Linked DNA regions of Homo sapiens: region 2 is linked to region 1. Evidence: chromatin contacts called from ENCODE Hi-C data. All regions are on one chromosome and are shown on one strand. The core of a region is the stretch at or near the end of the contact, and the rest is flanking DNA. Distances in the headings are between cores, read along the strand shown.

Region 1 (5,667 bases), core at 813-3,312:
TGGAAGAGCCCCAGCACTTCCAGGGATCAGGCACCCAGCGGGTCTGGAGGCAGTCAGGTGGGCTGCGGTCTGCCTATCAAGTCAGCTTGCTGCCGCCCTCCCTCTAGCAGACCAATGCCTCCCCTTTCACTTTCGAGCACTCCTTCTTGGGGAAAAGGCATCCCAAGGGAGCGGGGCAAAAAAGAGCAGAAAGTCCAACACGACCACCACTTCGCCTCCAAGAAGCGGCTCCAGGAGAGCTGCAACGCCCTCTTCCATACGGTACTCAGGTGCCAGCTGGTCTTTGCCCTTCGGTTTCCGGACTCAGGCTGCGCGCGCGCGCGCTACTACCCTACAGAACTCACTCGCTTTCGGTGTAAACTAAGCCTCACGACGACGCACAGGAGAAGGTAGAACCAGGGTGGGAATGGGACGCAGATCCCAAATCCCCACCCCCGCAGCAGCGTGGGGACTCCGGCCCCGCCCCTGCACGCCCGGCCCCGCCCCTCGAGGGTTTCCCAGACTCCAGGCGGCTGCCACCGAGGGCGGCGGGGGACCCGCGCTGCATGTGTAATGGGGGCTGGGAACAAAGACGCGCAGGACCCGGCGGCCGGGTACCAGCCGCCCCGACCTTCTCGCCAGAGCTTCAATGCCCAGCTCCCCACGTTTCCCAGGACTGGCCAGGGGACGTCCCGGCGCGCCCGCCGGGGTTAGGCGCACCCCGGCACCACTGAGAGAGGGAAATCGGTGCTTGGACCGTAGGAGAAACAAGCTTTCCAGGCGGAACTCCGCTTGTTTACGCCCGCGCCCACATACCCCCAAACACACATGCGCTGGCCGAACACCTCCAGCCACACGCCCGCAGCCGCGGGCGAGCTGAGCGCTGGTCACCCACCCCGCCACGTGCCTCCTGGAGGCCCGAAGGAAGAGGGACCTGTTGGGTTTTCCATCTTACCCACCCCCTCCCCTCCCAAGTGCCCAAACAAAGCGGTCCCGCGAAGCGACCACACTCCGCATCCCGGGGCCAACGGCAGGGAAAGAGGGAGCAGGTGGGAGCCAGCACCAACAGCCCGCCGGGCCGGTAACGCGACGCAGACTGGTGGCAAGAGATGCAGGGGACTTTGGGCTGCGTGAAGCCGCCCCCTTCGCTTCGCTACACTTAGTGACTCTGAGGGACATGCAACCCTCCCCGCATGCTGCTGCTGCTGCTGCACCTACAATCCTGCCACCCCCAATGAGATCTGCCCACCCCTCTTGGCCGCCTTCCCCACGCTCAGGTTTTCCTCACTCTTTCCCTGGGTTCCACGCGCCCGCGTAGCCCGAACTCCGACCCTGAGGCTCCGCGTCCCGGCCCCCATCGCAGGGGCGCCTCTAGGAACCAGAATCCCGCAGATGACTGCACAGACAAGATCGTGCCCCCAAGTTCGGCGAGCCGGGCGCCCACCGCGCCCCCAGCCCACGCCCCCGGAGGTGAGGGCTGAATACAGGTGGTGCGGCGACGAGGCCCCGGGCCCGCCCTTTGTTGGTAAACACCGCGCGGCGCCAGAGGCCAGCCCCGCGCGCCCTCTCGGCGTCCCCGCGCCGCGCCCAGTTCTTACCGGCGCACAGCGATCCCCAGAGGAGGGCGAGGGCCACCCAGGGCGCCGTCATGTTCCGCGGCGCCGCCCCGCGCACACCCGGAGCCCGCGGGCAGGGCCGCACGGCGCTCCCGGGGCGCGCAGGGCCAGGCGGCGGCTGCGCTCTCCTTCCCGCTCCTTCCTTCGGTCTCGTTCCCTGCGCGCTTCCTGCGCCTTCGTCCCCGAGCAGCGTTCGGGCTCCAAGGGCCGGTCGGCGGGGCCGGGCTCAGGGCCGCTGCGGGCGGCGCAGGCTGCGGCCCGGGCTCCGGGGCGACGCGGGGGCCGGGGGGCGGCGGCGGGGCACGGGCCGGGGCGCGCCCGACTCAGGCATAGCGCGGCGGGGCTGGGCCCGGGCCCCGGGCGCAGGGGCCGAGTCCGGAGGGGCCATGAACGGGGGGAGGGGTGGGGGGGAGGGGAGCTGAACCGAGTCCAAAATGGCTCCTGAGCGGCGGCCACGGAGCCGAGCCAGCGGGGAAACCCGGATGTTGGATACAAAGAGGCGGGCGGGCTGGGCGGGGAGGGGGAGGGGAGGCGGGCCCTCCGGCCGCGTGGTCCGCGCCCCCCTGAGGGGCGGGGCCCCAGAGAAACAACAACACGGAGGCCCCGCCCCCATCCCGCGCCCTGTGGGAGGACGCGCGTGCACCAACTTGCTGGAGGACAGGGCGGGGCGCGCGGACGGAGGTGGCGGGAATGGGCTCCTGACCACTTTGCCCGGGAGCCTGTGGCCACTGCACTCGCAATTAGTGCCCCGCACGCTCGAGCCCAAGCTCCTGACACATGCTGCCCTACAACCCCGGAATGAGTGGATAGTCCCGGGACTCTGGCCCAGACGCCTCTGTGCCTTGGATTCCCCACCTGTGCAATGGGGGTGACAGTGAACCGTGGGAAAGTCGGATCTCTACTGATGGGCGAATTAAGTGGCAGAAAGAGGCTGACTTCCCTGAATTGACAAGCAGTCTCCCGTCTGCAATCCCTTGCCACACACTCAAAGGCACAGCTAGGGCGGGGAGTGGTCATTTAAACCCAACCAAGTGAGGGAGCGGGCAGAGTCCCGCCCCTCTAAGCCCAGCAGGTGGAAAAGGGCCTCTGGCAACCTGCTGGCCCTCCCTAATCCTATCTTGTCTTCTGCAGTTCCTGCGCCACCCACAGCGGCCCTGAGCTTCAATCTGCACTTTCAAAACTTCCCAGTTGCCTCCAGAGCCCTGCAGTTGAAGATCTTGTCTAGCACATGGTTTTGCTGTTTTCCTCACCCCGAACTCCCTCCTTGGAGGGCCATCGTTCTCTGTCTCAGATTCCACCCTCCTTATCACACAACTAGAGCTTCGGAGGAACGTGATGGGGCTCCCAACTAAGGAGGGAAAGACCATCATAGCTCAGGGATGAGGCTCCGAGATCCTCAGATAACATTAATTGTCCTCTGTCTTCTCTTGACTTGGCACATCCTTGCTTGGAGCAGGGCAGGAGCAGCTGAAAGGGAGGTGGCACCTGGAGGTCTCAGTCATTTCACTTCTCTGAGCCTCAGTTTTCCCATATGCAAAGTGAAGAGGTACACTCCCTCAGGGTTTTGCATCTTCTTAATGGCAGAAACCTAGTCAAACAAAATATTATGTAAATGTTCACTATAGGCAGGGCGAGGTGGCTCAAACCTGTAATTCCAGCACTTTTAGAGGCCCAGGAGGCTCTTGAGGTCAGGAGTTCGAGACCAGCCTGACCAACATGGCAAAAACCTGTCTCTACTAAATAATACAAAAATTAGCTGGGCATGGTGACACACACCTGTAATTCCAACTACTCGGTAGGAGGCTGAGGCAGGAGAATCGCTTGAACACAGGAGGGAGGCGGAGGTTGCAGTGAGCTGAGATTGCACCACTGCACTCCATCCTAGGTGACAGAGTGAGACTCTCTCTCAAAAAAAAAACAAGTTTATAAAGGAATGTATATTGTTCTGATTGACATTGAAATAGGGTCAACTACCCCCGGTCACCAGAGCAGCAGGAACACCTCAGGGGCCACACTTTGGAGGCACTGCCCAGAAAGATTTCTGGGTCTTTAAAAGTCCCTTCCAGTCCTGGGAAATTCTATGTGAAAATGATGGTCCCTGCTTGCTATAATCCCTACAGGTGACTTATTATCTAAGCCATTTAACACAGGATTGAATACTATGCGACTGTGTGCCAAGCAAGAAGCAGTGTTGTATGGGACACCCTAGCTGTGTATAAGGTATCTGGTAATAACACAGGAGGCCACAGTGATAGACTGTGATAACGGAAGTAATTCCATATCCAGTTTAAGTGTCTTTTCTAGGGAGTATAAATCGTTATCTCCATTCCAATATGGACTGAAAGGTATCGACTTTTATCCATGTGCCAAAAATTAGATTGGCTGGTTCCTCTCTTCTACTCCATACCAGGTCAGGTATCATAATAAGGACTCAGAGTGGTCCAAGCTGCCCAAATATCTGTGTCTTCCACTCTGACCTGTCTGGGAACCCCAAATTTATATCCAACTGCTTACTTGACAACTGCAGTTGGTAGCCTATCAGGCATCTCAAATTTGACCTAGCCAAAGCAGAAGTCCTCATTTTCCCCGTAAATCTCCTCCCCAGTTTTCCCTGTCTGAATCAATGGCATAAGCAACTACACCATTGCTCAAATCAGAACCTTATGAGTCCTACTGAAACCAGCCAAAGAGTCCCATAGACAGTTGTTTTTGTTTTTGTTTTTGTTTTTGTTTTTGAGACAGAGTTTGGCTCTTATTGCCCTCACTGGAGTGCAGTGGCACGATCTCGGCTCACTGCGACCTCCACCTCCTGAGTTCAAGTGATTCTCCTGCCGCAGCCTCCCAAGTAGCTGGAATTACAGGCACGCCACCATGCCCAGCTAAGTTTTGTATTTTTAGTAGATACAGGGTTTCATCATGTTGGCCAGGCTGGTCTTGAACTCCCAACTTCAGGTGACCTGCCTGCCTCAGCCTCCCAAAGTGCTGGGATTATAGAAGTTGACCCTTTTGCAGTTAAAGCTGGAAACTTACTTGTTTTATCCGAGTTCCTTCCTCAGGAAAGGACCTTCAGGCCTCTCACAAAAAGTATCAAAGAACTGAAGCCATAAAAAGTATCAAAAGAACTGAAACCAGATCACTGCACTAGATGCTGGGCCCCTCAGTCACCATGATTGCTTCCTTGCCCCTCCCATGTTCCTGTTTTCTTACATATTGTTACATTTCTTTCCTGCTATATAAACCCTTGGTTTTGGTCAGTCAAGGAGATGGATTTGAGACTGCACTCCCATCTCCTTGGCTGCAGCACCTGATTAAAGCCTTCTTCCTTGGCAATACTTGTCATCTCAGTGATTGGCTTTCTGTGCACCGAGCAGCAGGACCTAGACCAAACCCCTGGTGTTTCGGTAACAATACTTGATTCCTCCCATATACAGTCCATCAGCAAAATAGCCTCAAAAGTGTATCCACCATCCGACTACTTTTTTCCATGTACACTACTGCAACATTGTCTTATATCTGGACTGTTGCAATAGCAGTGAACCAGAAGGGAGCTTAACTGGTCCTCTGAATTCATTCTTGCCTTAAATAAATCTTCCATATAGTAACCAAAGTGATTCCCTGCCATCATTTTGATCATGAGCTCATCAAGCAAATACTAGGCTGGTTGAGAAAGGTGATAATGGATATTTGAAAAACGAGTTCTATTTGGGTTTTCTGTTCTTTTGAACGACTACAAGATTGCTAAATATCACATTTGGTATCAGACATCGGGTGACCAAAAACTGAAAGGCAAAAAAAATCTGAAACCCCAAATGTCTGCTGTAGAATTTATGGCAGTGAATTCTGCCATTAAGGCATTCAGTGTGTTAGGACCACTATTCCCTGGCTTCCCCACCCTTCAACAATCAAGACCAGAAACCAAGGAATTGAGAAGAATCAGTTGAACATGACATTCTTTAGTATCAAGCTATGGAAGAAGATGGAAAACTATAGCATTGTAATAAGACTTGGCATCTATATAATTATAATGAATTCTATTAAGGGATTAAATACATTCATTTAGCAAGATAAACTT
Region 2 (5,667 bases), core at 1,483-3,982, 930 kb before region 1:
TGAATTATAATTTTAAAAAACCCAACCAAACCAATACCCTTTAATTGGTTCATATTCCTCTCAGGATAAAGTCCAAACTGCTGGTTGCAGGGCCTTTCATGTATCACAGGGCTCCTGCTAACCGTTTTGGCCTATGTTCTCACCCTCCCACTAACACACTCTGCAGCCATACTGGAGGACTCCGCCTTACTTTCACCTCTGAAAACTCTGACATGTTGTTATGCCCTAGCACCGGTCTTGCTCCCTAACTCCCCCATGTCCAAGTTCAGTGCCTCTCCTTCCGGCTTCTACAGCAACACCTGTCCCCATCTCCCTTATGACTGCGTGTCAAAGACAGAATAGTCACAACTCCTGCCTGTCTTGTTCATGGTGATATCTCAAGAACTGACCTCGGAGCCTGGTGCACAGTAGGTGTTCAGCAGTGACAGCGGAATGAATCTTACCACCTAACAGGAAACCTTATGCTCTCCCTTTGAGCACAATCCCACATGATAGGGCTCGGTGGGCCCTGCATGACTCATCCCAGGATGGGTTAATCTCCCCCACCTCTCTCCAGGCCCCTTGCTCCAGCAAGGCTATAGGAATGACCTGCAGTTAGTTTCTGGGCAGTTATGTTAGGCGCTGCTTCCCCAGTGCTCACACAGGTGCTGTGTGGAATTTGTTTTAAAACAAATTTGCTGCTGTCCTTGACCTTCCCACCCTTGATTGCAGGAAATATCTTCTTAACGTCTTTTATTTCACAGCACAGTGATTAGACATGTTATTGGCTCAAGTTATTGAGCCAATAACTTTTTTAGCTTTGTACTTTTCCCAGTCCATTAGCACAGAGCAGATGTTATTTATACTAGCAGTATAGATCAACTTCTAATAGGCAAAAACAAGACAACAACAACAACAAAAACCATCCCAACAGGTAATACTGAATGGTCTTAAGATTTTTGTCAATGGTGAATGGCACACATCCTTTGCGAGTGAACTTAACTTTTAAAAAGTAGCTCAAGGCCAAGCGCGGTGGCTCACACTTGTAATCCTAGCACTTTAGGAGGCCGAGGCAGACGGATCACTTGAGGTCAGGAGTTCAAGACCAGCCTGGCCAACATGGTGAAACCCTCTCTCTACTAAAAATACAAAAACTAGCCGGGCGTGGTGGCGCACGCCTGTAATCCCAGCAACGTGGGAGACTGAGACAGGAAAAATACTTGAACCCGGGAGTCAGAGGTTGCAGTTGAGCCGAGATCACGCCACTGCACTCCAGCGCGGGCGACAGGGCGAGACTCTGTCTCAAAAAAAAAAAAAAAGAAAAAAGAAAAGAAAGCTCAAAAATATATTCAAGGTAAATAAAAAAGTAGTTTCTTTTTAAGGGGAGAAAGAAGAGGGCATAAACAATAATACGCACACGAAATAAGTAGCACATAAGAGTACAAACTGGATCCACAAGCAATTCCTACTGCCCTGAAAAAACTATCCTAAGTCCAATTCACATCTGGAGGCGAGGGCTGGAGAGCCCTGAAAAAGGTAAGCAGGTTTTCAAAGACGTCAACGTAAAGTCGCCACCGCCGCCGTCTCCGCCTTTAAGGATTAAAAAAAAAAATAAAAGCCGCCCCTACCTCGGGCGCAAGACCTCAGAGGGAGAGCTGCGGCAGCTGCAGTGGCCTCAGGCCTTTAGCGTCTAAAGACTGGTTGCACCCCGACTCCACCTACCGGGCAACCACGCCGCCAGCCCCGCCTCCGCCTCCACCAATAGCGGCCCGGCGGCCCGGGCACGATGACCAATCGAACGCCGGAGGAGGCGTGGCGTCGCTGGGGGACCACGCGCCGTCCCAACAGGCTGGAAGGGTGCCGCCACGACTGGCCCCTCCAGGTAGGCCGCCGCCCGCGGGCGCACAGCGCTACCCGGCCAGCTCGCTGCGGCATCAACGGCTTCTCAGCGTCAGCGCTATTATCAGGCCTTGTGACCGTCCCAAATCTGCCCGGGTGCCCTTCCACCTGGCAGCCTACTCGCACCTTGTGGGGGCCGCGCGGGCACACTCCCCGGCACGCGTCCAGTCCAGGCCCCGGCAATTCCGCCCTTTACCGGGACATCGGCCCTACAGCGCCTGCCCCCAGGGCTGGCCTGCAGCTCCTGGCCTCTCCTCACTCCCTGCCCCCTTCTCAATTCCCTTAGTCAGACTCCTCTCCCGCCGCATCCTAAATCCTGAGCGCACCCTGGGGCGCGGAAAAGGGTAGCCGAGCCTTAGCAACGCCCCGAATTCTCCGGCCCGAGCCCGCGGTTCGGACCCCTGCCCTTCCTTCCCCGCAGTGCCCTCACCATAAGCGTTTCCACCGTGTCTCCGACATCTTGGGGTTGCAGCAGCGACGGACGTGAGTTCTGAATCATTGGAGATGAGGCCCGCGAGTCCTCTGGGCCCAGGGTGCCGTCGACGGGCGCTTGGGCCCAGCCCTGGAGGCCTTGAAGAAGGCTAGGGGGTGGCGCTAGCCAGGCGACGCGCTTTAAGCCGCGGGCTCTCTGACGTCTGCGCCTATAAGCACGCAGCCGCCGGGGTTCGGATCCTGCTAGTCCAGGGGCTGCGGGCGCGGAACAATCTTGCTGCGGGAATTACGCGCCGCTCTTCACCCGCGCCGCAGACTCCGCGGCTCTGCTCTCCTGCCCATCCTGCCCTGCTGCAGGCTTCAGCACCGTAGGAGATGAGGTTCTGTGTATCCCGGGGTGGAGGAAGCGCCGGAGGAACTCTGTAGAAGGGGAGATTTCGCTTCCGGGTGGGACGCTTGTCACGTGAGGGTGTTCTGAGTGCCACCTGGTGAAAACGCCCAGAACTGAAGGATCCGCGCTTCCTTGCACCCAGAACTTAATGGAGCGTCTGCAGGGAACTTTGCTTTTGCGTGGAACGTCTGAACGTATTTACAATCCAGACCTGGTCTGCCCAGTAAGGCAGCCACTAGCCAACGTGGGCTATTGATTTATTAATTGATACATTAATTTTAATTATATTAAAACAAGCAGTGTGGAATGCTTTCTCCTTAAACAGGCGTTTTTTTGTTTTGTTGTTTTTTTTTCAGGACCATATTTCCCTTTAAATGCTGAAAATTTAGTGTGGAATTGATATGTACTGTATGCATAAACCACACGCTGGATGTCTAAGACTGGTGAGGTAAAATCTCAATAATTTTTATATGTTGAAATGATATTTTGGATATATTGGGTTAGGTGAAATATTAAAATTAACTTCAGGCCGGGGGCAGTGGCCCAGGCCTGTAATCTCAGCACTTTGTGAGGCCTAGTCTGGAGGATTGCTTGAGGGAGCCAAGGAGTTGGAGACCAGCGTGGACGACAAAGCAAGACCCCGTCTCTAAAACAAATAATAATAACTTCATGTGTTTCTTTTTAAATGTGGCTAGTAAAACATTTAAACTTTAACATGTGGCTCCCATTACATTTCTGTAGGACAGCGCTGGTCTAGTTGGTCAAAATTCTGGTTTATTGCTCACCTGGAATCTGTCAATGGCTTTTTTGGTCTCCCAACTTCCCCTTATGCCTGTCTGGCTGATCCATGGAAAAGCATTACTGCTGGGATCCTGACACTCCTGTTGAAAATGCAGTGGCCCTGGTAATAAAGTCCAAGCTTTTCATAGCAACCTTCGCTACTTTCCACCTTCATTCATCACCCAAGAACTAGATCAGAAAGGAAAGTGACTTAGGGAGCAAGATAATATTTTTTCAGGCTTCATTCCTGTGCTTCTGAGGTACATAGAACAGGAAGGAAAGTGGTCCCAGAGGAGGTTATTCCCAGAAAGGATTAAGGAAAGTATAAACATTAAAAAAAAAAAAAAAATTACAGGCCGGGTGCGGTGGCTCACGCCTGTAATCCCAGCACTTTGGGAGGCCGAGGCGAGCCGATCACGAGGTCAGGAGATCGAGACCATCCTGGCTAACATGGTGAAATCCCGTCTCTGCTAAAAATATAGCCGGGTGTGGTGGCAGGCGCCTGTAGTCCCAGCTACTCGGGAGGCTGAAGCAGGAGAATGGCGTGAACCCAGGAAGTGGAGCTTGCAGTGGGCCGAGATCGTGCCACTGCACTGCAGCCTGGGCGACAGAGCGAGACTCCATCTCAAAAAACAAAACGAAACAAAATTACAAACCTGCCTGGTGATTGAATACTTTGCTACCCTTTGTTCTAAGCTGCAAGGCTTATTTTTCTTTGTGCAGTAGTGATGTTGATAACTATGCACTGAAACTTCTTTTTAAAGGAAGACCTAATTCCACCCTGACACCCACCCCCGCTGCACTGATTCCATAAGACAAGAATCCCTACTTTTGAGAAATCATGGGTTGGCGTATTTTAGAGACTGCTCTTGGCCACTCTGGGTGTGGGAACACAGGTGGGATCTAGAGTGAAAGCCGGCCCTCCACTCCCTCACCCTTCCAGGTATGCCTGCTTGGCTGTGGGCTCAGAAGAAATGGGCTGGCTTTCAAGGGTGGCAGCTGGCAGATTTCCCTCCTCTGTATCTGCTCCTGCCATGCTTACTCATAACTCTAAAGCCCACAGGCCCTTCTTTTCCCACATCTCCTCCCCTGGATGTTTGTGGGGATGCAGAGATATATAATGATCATGGGGAAAGAGCATCACCCATTGGCAGATGAGTGGGGGGTTTGGAGCAGTACTTAATGGCAAAGTTGGAGGAGTGAATTTTTTTTTTTAAAAAGAAAACATTGTGACTTTAATTCAAAACAAGGTCATTAGCATAAGGCAAGCCTTAATGGATTTATCTGCAGTCAAGGGAAGGTGATTTGGCTCTTATGACCTAACTTCCCTCAATTACACACTGGTCCCTCAAAGATCCAAAGTGGCCCATGTTTTCTGGATTGTATGATCAGGTTACATGATGTTTTCCCATCCCAAGGATTGTAGACACCCTCTACCCAGGAAGAAATACACATGTATCAGTTTGGATACATGACCTCCTCTTAAAACTTTATTCACAGCAAGTCTTGACATCTGGAGGAGTTTCCACCATCCAAGAAGGAAAAGGCAAAGGTCCACATGGGAAGCTGGAGGTGAATGGGAGAGACAGAGGCTGCTCAGATAGGGGCTTTGGTTTCCTGTCTGCCTGTCAGAGCAGGAGGAGGTGGGCCTTGCAGCACCTTGCATCTGCGTCACTTCATTTGTAAGAAGATGGCTGGAATGGTGAAAAGCACACAGGTAAATCACTGCCCCCACCTCCATGTTTCCAGCAGACCAGCTCAGCAAGATCTTTCTACCTGCCTGGAGCCAGAGCTGCTTCTGGAAATATCTAAATTTTCTCTTCTACTGATGCCAAAACAATGAGGCCAGCCTTTGCCTTTTGGAAACCAATAGGGGATTGAGAGGGGAGATACCATGCATTCTCTCTGCTACAACCTCCCTTACCGCCCATCTTCATCAGTCTCTCTATGCCTACTGGCCTCTCAGGTCTAATGGGCATCTTATGATAGTCTTCGTCCTGTAACTAATGGAGGCTCCTCTCCATCTGAATATCTGCTCCCATCCTAAACATGCACAACCTGAAAGAGAAGCCTTAAGAGTCTCCAAGGGCACTGTCTTCACCAGTGGGGGAAGCCACTCTTTGCCTGATCACAAGAATGGGTGAATACTGCAGAAAAAAAGGGAATTCTAATGGCTTTACCCAGAA

What was found. A loop is a pair of places that touch in the nucleus more often than their neighbours do. Pooled maps may share reads with other maps.
Region 2: a pooled map shows a loop between it and region 1 (6-fold over the local background). The contact joins the promoter of SLC25A38 here to the promoter of ACVR2B in region 1. A Hi-C loop is called at or near these places in 1 of 168 maps with a recorded cell type or tissue (ovary) and 7 of 50 pooled maps.

What each region holds. Positions count from the first base shown.
Region 1 is chr3:38,450,285-38,455,951 of GRCh38, reverse strand. It overlaps ACVR2B (activin A receptor type 2B), which reads right to left and starts at 2,062. Exons shown (of 11, transcript NM_001106.4): 1 at 1,578-2,062. The coding sequence starts at 1,629. It overlaps ACVR2B-AS1 (ACVR2B antisense RNA 1), which reads left to right and starts at 1,132. Exons shown (of 2, transcript NR_028389.1): 1 at 1,132-1,449; 2 at 2,727-4,925. It also overlaps a transcript of XYLB not described here. RefSeq lists silencers at 393-572, 1,383-1,662, 2,083-2,202, 2,213-2,262 and enhancers at 208-792, 793-1,376, 1,981-2,480.
Region 2 is chr3:39,380,435-39,386,101 of GRCh38, reverse strand. It overlaps SLC25A38 (solute carrier family 25 member 38), which reads right to left and starts at 2,732. Exons shown (of 7, transcript NM_017875.4): 1 at 2,309-2,732. The coding sequence starts at 2,377. LOC105377644 (a long non-coding RNA gene) reads left to right here and starts at 1,777. Exons shown (of 3, transcript XR_007096252.1): 1 at 1,777-1,861; 2 at 3,058-3,149; 3 at 4,982-5,667. LOC105377037 (a long non-coding RNA gene) reads right to left here. Exons shown (of 3, transcript XR_001740661.3): 3 at 4,950-5,175. RefSeq lists enhancers at 1,524-1,593, 2,064-2,113, 2,124-2,223, 2,244-2,423 and a silencer at 1,684-1,833.